Linked DNA regions of Homo sapiens: region 2 is linked to region 1. Evidence: chromatin contacts called from ENCODE Hi-C or POLR2A ChIA-PET data. All regions are on one chromosome and are shown on one strand. The core of a region is the stretch at or near the end of the contact, and the rest is flanking DNA. Distances in the headings are between cores, read along the strand shown. Region 1 overlaps GALNT2 (polypeptide N-acetylgalactosaminyltransferase 2). Region 2 overlaps GALNT2 (polypeptide N-acetylgalactosaminyltransferase 2).

Region 1 (7,132 bases), core at 108-2,607:
ATCAACTTGCTGCTCAGAGATACACAGCTGATCAGGGAATACAAAACTTTGCTATCACTCCGAAGTCCAGGAAACAGAGCGGACAATGCCTGGAAATTCTGCACTGCACGGCCATGAGCAAAAAGAGTTGGCATACCCTCATGCACTGTGTCACCAAGTGGTTAATATGCAACTATTGCACAAGACCTGCTTCTAAGAAGTCAAGTCCGAAGACCGGACTAAAGAAATGAATCATCTTTACCGAATTACTACAATCACTATGGAGGCCCAGAAATGTTGAGTAAAGGTGAGTGGGAAGAGGCTGGAGAGATGAAAGTGTGCATGCTGACTGGCAGATACAGCGCTGGATCTGGCATCAGACAGGACTGGTCTGTCCCCACCACTTCCTAGTTGTCCATCTTGAACAAGTCTTTTGACTTCTCTCTGGGTGCCTGTGCCCCAGTTTGTATAATGGATATAATCATGCTTATGAGCCAACAGGACATGAACCTTGATGGAGAATGCAAACACAGGTGCTCACGTTCTCTGAAGCCCCACAGTGAGACAGCACCGACAGACGCCCTCACTTTCGAATGCTGACATTTATGCAACTCCCACCTCATCCGTGCTGACCACTGCGAGGAAGAAGGTGGGACACAGAGACTCTATGTTCCCACAGGAGCTTACACAAGAGCAACACGGTTCACTGAACCGCAGGGACCATCAACTCTAGGGAGCACCATTAATTTTGTGTGCCACTCAGGAAGAAAAACACGATCAATGAAACCCTGAAACACCATCCATGGAAGATGCATCCTGATTTCAGACATGTTAAAACATGAGAGGCGGGGGAAATGTGCATTGTAGAATCAATGATATGGTGCGACAAGAGCCCCCAGTGGGCCCCAGAGCTCGGCTCTGGTCCTGACCAAACAATGTCTAAAACCAGCTTGAGTCCACAGAGCAGTGGGTGTTCAGTTTGGCTGCTCTTCAATAACCCTGGGAACCTGTTTGCATTTCAGACTCCCTGTCCCTCCTGGAGAATGATTCAGTTGCTCTGAAAGGAGGTCTGAGCACCTCTCTAACACATCCTGTCTGTGCCAGCTGGGAAAAGGAAGGCTGGCTAAATAGCAGAATGGATCTAACAGCACAGCAGCTTCCCTTCCACACCCCCAGCCTCTGGCATCAGTACGCTCCTTACAGGAAGGGCCCCAAACAGAGCCGAAGGTGTGGTCTGAATCCACAGCGCCACTGTGGCCCTCCTGCCTACATTCCATTTCTGCTGTTTCTCTGACACTTTCCCCCACTCTGATTCATTTTCCGAGTATGCAGTTGCAAAACCTACGCTTAGAACGGGGGGACTGCAAGCGTCCTGTGTGGCATTTCCCTAAGTCAGCTGTGACTCAGCCTGGCAAGGGCCCAGGTGCCTTCAGAGTGGCTTCCTGCAAAGACCAGTAATGACGGGCCAGCCGCTGCACTCAGGCACATGAGCCAGCACCTCTGCGACTGAGATCCAGGGAAGGAACGGGATCGCCCTCCTACCTCCCAGCACTGCAAATGTCATTTACATTTTGAAGCCACTGGGGACATGGGTGGAACTCTGTGAGCTGGTGAATTACGCATTCCAGGATTTCTGAAGCCTATTAAGAAAGGAGAGCCAGGGTGGGCGGCCATCACGAAGCAGCTCCAACCACCTGTTTCCCTCCTCCCGCATTTCCCCCACCCAGCACATCACATTTATTTTATGACTCGGTGCATCCAACAAGGCACGGCTTTTAAAGCTTCCCATTTCTGATGCTACAGAGCCAGGAAACCAGGAATCAAGATTATCAGGCTAAAATACAGCCGCCTCTCTTTGAGGCCCACCAGCTGGTTCTGAGAACCTACTGCACCACCATGGAAAAGGGATTCCCTAGCCTTCTCTACCCAAATACCCCAGAAGATAAGATTTCAGCTTTTTAAGATAGTGGTTCCATTAACCTTTGGAGAAAGGAGGAGAGACCCTGTTCGGGGAGCTCTATGCCAAATAAAGACAGAGCCAACCTCCCTGCCTCCCTCGGCCCCCCACCACCCCAGAACCTACTGACCCTTGCAGAGCCAGCCTGCTGACTCCTTTGGAGAGAACCATAAGAGAAGCTTCAGGACGCTCAGGAGTTAGAGGGAAAATGAAGCCATTTACCAAACAGAAGCACATGACTGCCTCGCACTCAGTAAGCACAAGCTGAATCAATTAGTTAATTAAACCTGATACGGGGCTCTGTGGGGTTAAGATCTTACACCCTGAGTAAGGAACACTGCTGAAGAAGGAAACAGTCGCTCTGGGAGATGCTGCTACCAAAATCAGTGGAAGGTCAGGTAGGAGCAGCTCTCACGGAGTAAATGACTAGGAGAAGGGGAGGAATGAATAACAATCCATTACCTAATAAGGGGTTTGTCTAAACCAGCTAACTTGTTTCAGAATTGAGGCCAAAATCAGGGTTAGCTGCAACAGTGCCTACATGATAATTATGTGCTTTTTTTTTTTCCTTTTGGCTTTGTGTGTGTGGTTTTGGAGGGATGGGTTCTTTCATTTTCTGTTTTTGTGTGCCACCTACTTGTCTCCTTAGAACCACAGACAAAATCCTGCAAGAATCTCTTTCCTGGGAGCAGAACTCATGCCCTGGTGAGCCCCACAGACACAGACTGCCTCTGCAGCCTGGTGGCATCTGCCCCAGAACCAACCAGAAAAAAAGGTGACTTACATTTCTTTCCAACCACCAAGGCTGAAGATGGAAATCTGTTCACAGTTGCAGATGTTGGCTGGGGAGAAAAGGGGGGCTGCTGCAGGAAGGCATCTGGGTGCTCAACACTGTGGCTAATTATTGCTGAATAAAAAATAATCATCTTTGCATGACTGTAGCAAGGTTGCTCATGGATACAAAGTATATTAAGGTGAAGACAGTAAACACCACACTAAAGGTCTCATGATGTGCAAACTGAGATTCCATGAACGTTACTAAAATCTATTACGGGGATTTTGGACTGACTCCTTGAAATCCAGGGAACAATTATTAAAACATGAAAGGACCACAACTGTCTATTTCTGCAGATAGCTCCTTCTAGCAACTGTTTTCCTGGACTGCCTCACCTAGGAGGTAACAGAGGCTCTTTACAATTCCTCCAAATGCAAATTTGATAGAGTTATAGGAGTCTCTTACTGCACAGTGCTGTGTTCTAAACACGATCTCAGCAAGGCCAATGGACCTCGGGCTTAACCTCAATATGAGCCTCAGTGAGTAAAATGTCACTACTGGTCACATGCAGAGTCATCAAACAACACTCTCGTCCATGCTACCTTCTGAGTATTCTCCAGTCTTCACCCATGGCCCCGCCTCTCCACTGCCCCTGCAAAGAAAAAGTCCTCCATCCTTGCCCTGCCACAACTACTGGACATCTTCAACCTTTCCACCACCCAAGACTCTGTTATTTACCCCACAGAATCTGTTTCCATCAATGGCTATGAAAAAACAGAGAGTGATTTAATCTGTTCGCTTTTTTTTTAAGGCCATCAACTGTCCTGAGTCATCACACTAAGTGTCTGTCATTCTAATTGGATGCAGAGGTGTTTTTACAATAAGCCTGGGCAGCTTTATGTCAAATCAATGAACAATTTCCAACCACCATTTGTAAACAATAATAAATCAAGGACTCTCGAAACGGAACCCCCAAGGTATAAACGTTCCCCTACAGAAGCCCATCTGCTGCAAGCTCTTCCAGAAAATAAACCTGGAATTCTAAAACCTAAAAAAGGAAATGATCCATTTGGGCTTACAATTTCAGAGACACAACTTCACTCTTGAAGACCAAAATTGCCACGTTTATTTTGATGCTGCCATTGCTGTCTCAAGCAGAAGCTCCCCTTATGTTGCTCTATTCCTGATTCACAGAATGAAAAACTGTACATTAGGCCAAGGGTTACTGAGCGCTCAGCATGCCGGGCCCTCGCAAGGCACTGGAGACTGCAGTGAACAAGACATACCTGCCCTCCTGGGGCTTCGTCTAAGCTCCCCTTTTCTGACTTTGAAAGGAAGCTTGTTTTTCAGGAGGGAAAAATCTTCTTCCAAGAGAACAGGCAAAGTTTTGAGCTTTGCATGCCCTTAAAACTTACTAGCACCTAAAATTAGCTTCTCTGATAGATGTGTCTTTGCACTTTACACAATGCAGAAGGCTCCCCAAGAAGGGCAAATTGTGCCCGCATCAACCAGTAAAACCATTCGGAAAACAAAGAGGAGAGCTAATTTTAGGAAGCAGCATTTTCAGTCCAACTACTTTTTGTGCTTCTGTCTGGCAAAGGGACAGAATAGAAGATAAGGAAACTGCCCCCACTAAATCTCTCCTACGGACTGTCCTTACTACACATCAATCCTCTCCCAGGCCAATTGCTCCAAATTACCAGAGGAGGAGGCCATCTTATACGTTTCATGATGAAAGAGAGGGCAATTCTCAGGAGGAACAAGAATAATTATACACAACAAAAGCAGGAACAGTAATCTGTCATAGATTTACAGAACACACAGTTCCACTTAAGATACATTTTTCCTCCATCACTCTTATGTTGTTTATTAAACATTTACTTTTGGCCCAGAGTTTGGCTGATCAGGACCTGAAAAGTTGTTAAAACACCACTGGGACTGTGTCAAGAATCTTTTAAATCATCTAAAAAAGGTATTTGTTTATCTGTCTTGACAAACTGAGAATGTACTCAGCAGGCTTAAGAATTTCAGTTCAACAAACACACCTTGGCACCTGAGGTGCTCAGGGGTGGGAAAACTGAGTGTGAAGAGACGGGCACACGAGTGACCAGAACACGGGGGCATCCGACAGGAGCTGGGCATAAGCTCCAGAGGCCCTGTCCCCTTGAAGGAAGAAAAGGACTGGCGGTGGGAGAAGATGCTTGTTTAACATTTATGGAAAAAGCCAGAATTACAATGAGGCACCCTTGCCATATGACACATTTAGGAGTATGTAGAATACACGCATCTATACAGGCATACACATATGTGTATGTGTATATCCAGTCATGCATCACTTAACAATGGAGATCTGGTCTAAGAAATGCATCATTATGCTATTTCTTGCTCGTGTGATCAGAGTGTACTTACACAAAACTAAATGGTACAGCCTTCTCCACACCTAGGCTAGATGGTACAGCCTACTGCTTCTAGGCTACAAACCTGTATAGCATGTGACTGTCCTGAATACTGTAGGTAACACAATGGTATTTGTTATCTAAAATAGAAAAGATACAGTAAAAATACAAGATTATAATCTTACGGGACCACTGTGATATATGCAGTCTACTGTTAACTGAAACGTCCTTATGACTGTATACGCATGTGTACATGTATATTTCCCATACACTTCCTAAATGTGTACTTTTGTTTATATGTACATGTACACATGCATATACACTTATATGTACATATACACACATCGACTTTGGAGTGAAGCAGCCCCGCATTTTCACTGCACTTCTCAAACTTAAAGCCTTTGTGATCTTGAGCAAGTTATTCGGTTCCCTGTGCCTACACATTTACAAAATCAGGTGAACACTACATACGCCTCACAGGATTATTTTAAGAATAAAAACGCCGGGTGCTGTGGCTCACGCCTGTAATCCCAGCACTTTGGGAGGCCGAGGCGGGCAGATCGCCTGAGGTGGCGAGTTCGAGACCAGCCTGACTAGCATGGTGAAACCCTGTCTCTACTAAAAATACAAAAATTAGCCGGGTGTGGTGGCAGGTGCCTGTAATCCCAGCTACTCGGGAAGCTGAGGCAGGAGAATCACTTGAACCCGGAGGCGGAGTTTGCAGTGAGCCGAGGTCGCGCCATTGCACTCCAGCCTGGGAGCCTGGGCAACAGAGCGAGACTCCATCTCAAAAAAAAAAAAAAAAAAAAAAAAAAGGAATAAAAAGATACCCTGGGCATCCCCCATCCTGCACATTACCAGGCAAAGAGCTGGTGCAGAACTGAGTGTCACCAATGTCCTATGGAGCCATTTGAGAAATATTAGCTCTATTTTAAAATTTAGAAAACATAGAGTGTTTAAGCAAGCTACCTGGAGTCACAGCAAATTAAAACCACTTCCAGGACTTGATCCCTTCATTTTTTAAACCATTCATTCAACGATCTATGGAACTCCTAGTCTGCACCACAGACTGTGTGAGAAGCTGGGAATATATCCTCAGATCAACACTGGCCCTTGCCCTAAAGGAGCCTAGGTCTTGGTTGGGAATAAAAAATGTCATTAACTATTCACAGGTGCTGTGCCCGCAACACCAAGCCCCAGATAAAACAGTTCCTTAGAGTCAGGAGGTCTCATAATCCTATAATGGAAACAAATTGGAAAGGAGGCTGTGGCACACTGCAGACATGGGGACAAGACTGGCCCTTCCTACAGGCATCAAGCCCACAGGAAGGACTGAGCCCTTTTGGGTTCAGCCAAGCTATCTGCAGAGACAGATGAGCCACTGGGCATGCCTGGTGGGCAGCACACCACTAGGAAGAAGGCAGACACCTCCCTTCCAGGAACCAAAGCCAAAATATGGCTAAATGGGCCACAGCAAACCTTCTGAGGGAACGCACCATTGCTAAAAGGCTTGTACTGACTTGGCCATGGCAATGGAGCATATGCTACCCTCAAACCAGGCTTCCCAGCTGGCATTTCTTGGGAATCACAGCTTGGGACAGGTGGAGAGCTTTGCTGAGGAGAGAAAACTCTCCAGGCAAAGCTATAGTGCTGTATGGTCTTGGTGGATTCATGAAACACCATTGGTGTATTCACATTTTTGAGAAACTTGCAGCAGAGAGTGTATTCAACTATGCTTACCCCCAGATTCCCCAAGACATCTGACCATGGCATGCTACTAACATCAGACACCCCCATCCCGGGACTCGGAAACTCTGGAATTGCAATCATAGAAATAGTGCAGCAGCCTGTGTAAGCAAATGGGTTTGACAAAAGGGACCAAATGGTGCCCTTAAGGAAAGCAAACCTGGGCAAGGCCATGACAATGCTTCAGGCCAACAGCAGGCACAGAGCACATGGAGCGTGATACCTACTTTGCAAAGCTGCTAACGTAGCAATGACTGGTGTAACAGAGGAGACTAGGGA
Region 2 (7,062 bases), core at 4,354-6,853, 150 kb before region 1:
CTTCTTTAAAAAATTTTCCCATAACATTTTGGGGGGTGGTGTACAGTTCTAAGAGCCTTCACACTCATGAAGATTTGTCCAACTACCACCACAACCAGGAGACAGAACAGCTCCGTCCCTCCTCCAAACATCCCTGGTGCTGCCCCTCTGCAGTCACACTCCCCGCTTTCCTGCCATCACAGCTCCTGGCCACCACTGGTCTGGCCCCATCCCTAAAGCTGTGTTTTTATGAGGCTGTGACATGAGTGGAATCATGTATGTAACTGCTTCTCTCACTCAGCATCATGCCCTGGAAAGGCGCCCAGGTTGTATCCTGCATCCGTGGAATGCGCCTTTCAATTGCTAAGTGGTATTCCATTGTATAAATGCACCACACCCACTGAAGGACATCTGTCCTCAAACAGCCCAAGGTCAGGTCCTGCTTTCAGGGTAGTCATCAATGTTTTGGACCCCGCTCAGCCTTTCACTACTTACCGGGCAAAGACAGTGCCACTGCCACCCGGGAACGTGTAGGGGTGCTGCTTCCGGAACACGTGTCCCACACGGCTGCACGGGATGATCTCCAGGCTGCCACCACACTGCCACACGCGGAACGAGATCTCTGAGACGATGAACAAGACACAGGTGACTGACAGAGCCTGGGACGCACCTCTGCAACAGCAGACACACCAAGCAGGTACAGAGGCCCCCTGACCATCCCATCATGGGGCTCCCATGCCCTCTGCTGCTGAAGGAGATCTGATAAGGACCTTCCTCCTTCCAGAACCTGATGCAGAACTCTCTAAAGGAGAGACATTTGACACACTTGGATCTCTGGACCACAATACAATCAAGAAAAAATGTTCACGGGGAAATATTTTTCAGATGTGGAGTAGACACCTTGAGACAAGAATGCTTCTTGGTCTACTGTAAATATAAAGGCCTCTTGGCATAAGATCATGTATACCCCAGTATCATCGTAACTACTGAGTGACAAAACACTTGTGCTGAATTCTTCACTAGCTGGCTCACGATCATTTGCACTTGCTTCGTATCAACACCGTGGGAAAAGGCAACACTGAAGGTATATAAATATGTACAATTAAGCTTTATTGTTACATATTCTAGACAACCATATATGCCATCTTTCTCTAAAACTTATTTTTAACAGACTGAACCCCAGGATGCATCTTGGCTTTTCTCATCCAGGGAAAAATAATCCCTTCCCTCAAATGGAAAAGTTTATTAAATACAAGTCCCTGTGTATTAGCAGGCTCAAGTCTCCAGGCAGAGTTTGGACTTACGGACTATGGACTTAGGGACTGCCTTATGGACTATGGTAGTGACCAAGGACAGTCAAGTAACTGATTGATATCTGCACGCTGCTCACAGGCTTGGACCAGTCAGTAACCAGCTGGCCCAGGTAGGAATGCTCCCTGGGGAAGGCTGCTGTTGACTTGCTTCAACACAGAACTGACCGGCAGGAGGAATGAGATGTGTAGGTCTAGGCACTACCCACACCTACTTAAACACACAGACTGCCCTGAGCATTGGAACTCAGTCGAAGCTTAGACTGACTGGTGTGCCTTTTGTGACACACAGGTACCTTCCAACCAGGTACCTGCCCTTATCACCACTGACTAGGTGAGTGACTGGAGTCTGAGTCAGGGGTCCGACTGAATGCAAGAAACAGATTCAACAAAAAAACTAAGAATTTTCTGAAAGGCAAAAAACAGTTTTTCTTTACCAGGTTTGTATAATACAAAAGGGAATTTTCCTCTGTATTATCTAAGATCCCTAAGAACATGTTAGGGAGGCAGGACAAAAATCAACAGTTACTGTGAATGACAGGACTTCATTTTTTTTTTCTGGCTGGATAGTATTCCCAGGAAATTAAGTGAAGTAAGAACAGAAAGTTGAATACCATGTTTTCACCCATACATGGAAGCTAAAAAACACTGATCTCATAGAAGTAAAAAGTATAACGGAGGATAGTAAAGGCTGGGAAGGAAGGAGTAGGGATTTTTTCAAGGATACAAAATTATAGCTAGAGAAGAGGGATCTTGCTTGTGTTCTACAGCCCGGTAGGGTGACTCTAGGGACCCATAATATATACAGAGTTTCAAATAACCAGGAGGAGGATACTGAATGTTCCCAACACAAAAACATGCTACATGTTTGAGATGATGGATATGCTAATTTCCTTGATCTGATCACCATACATTATATGTATTAAAAACATCACTATGTATCCCATGAATATGCACAATTATTATCTGTCAATTAACAAATTAAAAGAAGTAAAAATATACACATATAGTATCTACAGAGTGTGCAGTCACTGTCACCAATGCAGATTGATCAGAAATAGGGTGGGTCCATCACAGACCATACAGTGAGTTGATGGCAAATCCTGCAGGCAGTCAACCTAGTTATGGCAACAGGTGCCCAGAATGCCAGGCACATGGCAGGAAATACAACACAGGGGTCAGAACACCATGAGTTTCTACTTGGGTCCAGCAAACTAATGCCTCACTCACTAGGAATGGGTGATCCATGCAGCTGTTACGGGGCTTTAATAAGCAACTCTCTTGTACTAATAGAAAATGTATGGTTACAATCACATAAGCATAAGCAGTGAAAGTTTCCGACTTTACTTTTTACAGTTCCCAACACAACCTAAGAAGTTGTCGGCTGGGCGCAGTGGCTCATGCCTGTAATCCCAACACTTTGGGAGGCCGAGGCAGGCGGATCACCTGAGGTTGGGAGTTTGAGACCAGCCTGACCAACATGGAGAAACCCTGTCTCTACTAAAAATACAAAAAATTAGCCGGGCACGGTGGCACATGCCTGTAATCCCAGTTACTTGGGAGGCTGAGGCAGGAGAATCACTTGAACCCGGGAGGCGAACGTTGCGGTGAGCCAAGAATGTGCCACTGGACTCCAGCCTGGTGACAGAGCGAGACTCCATCTCAAAAAAAAAAAAAAAAAAAAAAGAAGTTGTCTCTATTTCAGAAAATAAAATTTAAATATCCATTTGCCTCACCACAAGATTTAGAATTAGGGGCTAGGAAATCCCCTTGGCTTCTCTATGGGGAATCTGTTAAGCCAACAAGGGATCCTTCCAGGGCTTTTGTGGGAGATTTTCAAGGCTAAGTATAACTACAGTATCTTCAGCGTTGATTTCATTTGAACCCTATAACTTTGAGGATAATTACTCAGTAAAACTCAATGGCTTTTTAATTAGGCAGTTAGTGTTTACATCTTGGTTCTGAGACCCTGGGCAAGGTGTCATGACCTCTGCAGACCACACTCCGTTAAGAAAGCACAAACAGATGATTCCCTGGAAGTACTTAGCATCATCCTTGCATGACAGGGATGTAGAGAAACACAGATGATGCCCCCAAGGAGCCTTACCCCCATTGTTAGAGTTAAGGGTTAGGTTCTTGGTCCTCCATTTTAATTGCTTAAATGACATAAGGACTTACATGATTAGGAAAATGGGAAGCTCTGGTCATTCCAGCGGGGCACACGTTGAGGAGGTGGTTTTGGATCTTACTCGGGCCTCTCTGCACCATACACCTCTCCCAATGCACACCCACAGAGGCCCCTCAGGTTGGCAATGGCTAGTAGTGTGCACGGCCCCCAGAAGCAGAAGCTAGAGCAGTGCTAAGGAGAAAGGCTCACGGCATGGCCTTCTCACGTGAAGCTCTTGAGCCCTCCAAACCTCACTGGGAGTCCAAGTCCTTGGCATAACCCAGGAGAGCCCCTCACGGAGGGACAGATGCCCCAGCCTTCCTGGGCAGAGATGTGCTCCTGCTTGCAGGGTTCATCTTCACCCCAACCTGAACCGCTCAGACCCTAGAACCTTCTAGCACAGCTACATAATAAATACAAACACCAAACCACAATAAAGCAGCTCCTTACAACAAATCTACCCCCCAGTCTCTGGGTGAATGCCTCCTTAGATATGTAAATCAACACTCTTCCTACACGATGACACAAAATGCTGGCTGATGTCTCATTTCAGCTAATAGTATGCAAACTTCTGAAAACCACACTGTTTTTGAGAAATGGCCACCTACACGATACGCTGCCCTACTGGGCGACCCTGGCCTGCTGGATTTCCACTAAACCATTAGGGGATACCCATGGAACAGGGTGACAGAACTCTCTTTAGAGGGTTAACAATTCTGAAGCCTTTTGTACTCAAGTGACTTCAATCCAAGCTTTCCCTAGAGGTTAATGTATCATTTTTTTAAAACAACCCAAAAGGAGTTTGACTCACGGTCTCTCCACCCGTGCAGTATAGTAATCGAGCCTAAAGAAGCTTTCAACATCAAACCAAGGCAGAGAAATCCTCAAAGATGAGATGGTATCACTGACTTCAACATCATAAAACAATGGAAAAATAATAGGCTAGGCTAGTCTTTTCTTTTAAAGTAACAAAAACTTTCAAAGTCTCAAAACTATTAAAAATGAGTGGCCTCATTTTCCCCTTTCCTTCTCCCCTGTCCTCCAGGGTACACTCACCCAAGGACGAATGTAAGTTAACAACACTCAGCAGCCCAGGAGAATTCGCTCAGAATGTCAAGCATTTGAAACAAAAGGCTTTAATTGAAACAAGCAAAAAAGATCTCCCCCACTCCAAACCCTAAACAAACAAAACACATCTTTTCATCTTTTATGCAGTAAATATAAGGCTACCAATATAGACCACAATGTGCAAAATTTTGCTGTGCCTAAACCTGGGTAAAAATAATTTGCATGGGGTATTTAAAAACAAAAAAACAAACAAACAGAAAAACAAATGAGAACCATTCGCAAAGGTAGTCGAGAAGGGATTAAGTGCCAAGGCCTCCCTGCCCCATCGGATTTTCATGATTTCAATTCAATCAATCCCACCAGCCTCGCCGGGGTTCATTTTCCACTCTCCACCACTCAGCATGAATCTGAGCTCCTGGACTGTTTCCCTCTGTTTTTGCAAGCCTGCAACATTCCAAACACTTGGGTTCAGACGCCTTGAAAGAGTTTGCATTTCCCTTCAAAGACTTTATCCGTATTCTGGCATCCTCCACTCTAACCTAGGGAGGCACATTTTAATGCCCAACTCATGAGACTTTCAAGAGCAAAAGGGGTGTTACATATGTGTTTGCAAGGATCGATTAAGCCCAGTGAATGGTCACTCTGAAGCCTTTTAAATTTTTTTTCCAATTGGCACCCTGCCTTTTGCAGAGCTGAGGCACTTCTCTGTCCTGAGATTTGAGGCTTGTACATACCTAGGTTCTCTCCTCCCCACACATCCATCATCATGTCGTACTTCCCCAGTTCTTCAAAATAGAACTTATCCATCACAAACAGCCCACCAGCAATCATGGGGGTTCTAAAGAGGCAGAAAGAAGAGGGGGGAGGGAGGAGAGGGCAAAGTCAAGGTTAGATTGCCAGCACCCTTGCGCCAAGGCCAAGCCTTGATTCCCTAACAATAAGCTGATCTTCAGAACAGCCACACTGCCACTGTTTTCTGCTCAGTGCCCAGCATGCCACTCTCTCTGCTTCACCACTGCTGCCTTCAAATGCCTCCCCCACTGTCCCTGCCTGGATGTTCCCACAGTGCCAGGGGCTGGACTGAGCCTCCCCTATGTGGGAGCGACTGCTGGGGCTGGATCACTACTCACTGACATGCTGCCATAGGCAAAGAACTCGGCCTTTCTGTGTGTCAGTTTCCTTATAGGGTAGCTACGAGGATTGCAAAAAATCATGGGCATAAAGCCCTGAGCACGCTTAGGAAATGCTCCACAGCACCAGCTCTCATTATCACTATCATAGATGAGACTCCACCTCCTACAAGGGAACCCACCATGCTCCTCACTTCATCATCCCAGGAAGGGGTTGACAACAGATGTACACTGAGCTCCCTACTTTGTTCCCAGAAGCGATGCTGTGCGAATTCAGTGTAAAGTGCTGGGAAGGTCTATGGCACACTGCAGATGTTGGCTAAATGTCAGCAAATATATTTCAGCGCTAAGTACTCTGTGAATGCTATCTCACTTAACCGTGTGCCAACTTGGAAGAGGTGGCCCCCTTCTCTCCCCAGCTAGAGAAGGCATCCTGACTCTCAACCAGAAAGCCCACCGCCCGGCCTGGGAATCTTAAAAGCATGGGCTTCATGAGCATGGGCTCCTTCCTCTGCAGGAGAGCAAAGGCCTGCTGGGCAGTAGCAGCAGTAAGCCTCCTGCTGCCCACCAAGCCCCTTTTCCTGGGCCTGGGGTCAGCTCGGAGATCCTGCTCTGCTACAGAAACGCTCTACATTATCAACATACAGGAATGCACAGACCTAGCAGATAGGCCTTATAAACCTATGTGAGACTTCAACTGTGGAAAAGAAATCTCCAAGGATTTTATTCTATGACCTGGTGGAAGGTGCTCATCTTTGAGCTGAGACGAGGGGAAACCGGAGGGCAGAAGGTGAACAGCCCCCACTGGGTCTCCAGGCGGTGCGGGCCCAGCAAAGAAGCTGGAACCTGGGGTCTCATCTGGGAGGGGCACCCTGAAGGATGCTGGCACTTACTTTATAGGGGCGACTGGGTTCCCCTGCCGGGACCTTCTCTGCTCAGGCGTCATGTAATCCCACTTGAATACCAAGTTCCAATCAAAACCTGCCAGCCAGGAAAAGAAACAGGGTGTTGACAAGAGACTGGCCACTTCCTCCCGACACCCCCATTCCTCACAGCTTAAAAATATTCGATGTTTGGACAGAACTCAATGAAAACCAAAACAAAGCCAAAAAAGAAGGTGTGGAGGAGAGAGAAGGGGACTGGGGGCGTGGGTGTAGCTGAAGAGAGAGACCGGCAGTGAGGGTGAATGTTGAAATCTTCTCCCTGCCCCTCCCTAAAGAAAATGTGAGTCAGGCTTTTCTAATATTGAAATGCATAGGAAAAAATGAAATATGGGGAGAGAACTGGGGTCTGTGTGGTGATAACCAGGGCATGTCCAAGGGCTGTAAGGATGTGAGGAAAAAGAGCATCCAACATGAAAATCAAGCCGTGGTACCTCCAACACTGCCCCAGGGGAAGGCAATGCTGG

Evidence for each region. Hi-C counts contacts between places; a loop is a spot of excess contacts on that map. ChIA-PET counts read pairs that join two places held with the same protein, here RNA polymerase II (POLR2A). Pooled maps may share reads with other maps.
Region 2: a loop to region 1 is called in a pooled map, with 2.8 times the contacts of the local background. The contact joins two enhancer-like sites. A Hi-C loop is called at or near these places in 4 of 168 maps with a recorded cell type or tissue (MCF 10A, PC-3, PC-9 and 1 more), 2 of 37 single-sample maps with no recorded cell type and 14 of 50 pooled maps. POLR2A ChIA-PET finds 5 or more read pairs at or near these places in 4 of 52 experiments (GM12878, HepG2, MCF 10A and 1 more).

Annotation. Positions count from the first base shown.
Region 1 is chr1:230,099,101-230,106,232 of GRCh38, reverse strand. The region is part of intron 1 of GALNT2 (polypeptide N-acetylgalactosaminyltransferase 2); the gene reads right to left. Among named protein-coding and RNA genes, the nearest start is that of GALNT2, 35 kb to the right of the region's middle. RefSeq lists enhancers at 478-547, 514-1,235, 607-1,806. Within about 2 kb of position 1,357, at least 29 of the 41 ENCODE cell types and tissues checked have a DNase peak (open chromatin) inside an H3K27ac peak, as active enhancers do.
Region 2 is chr1:230,248,757-230,255,818 of GRCh38, reverse strand. It overlaps GALNT2 (polypeptide N-acetylgalactosaminyltransferase 2), which reads right to left. Exons shown (of 16, transcript NM_004481.5): 9 at 6,548-6,635; 10 at 5,259-5,362; 11 at 475-601. Among named protein-coding and RNA genes, the nearest start is that of PGBD5, 170 kb to the left of the region's middle. RefSeq lists enhancers at 44-544, 545-1,045, 3,154-3,814, 3,815-4,476. Within about 2 kb of position 5,603, at least 3 of the 41 ENCODE cell types and tissues checked have a DNase peak (open chromatin) inside an H3K27ac peak, as active enhancers do.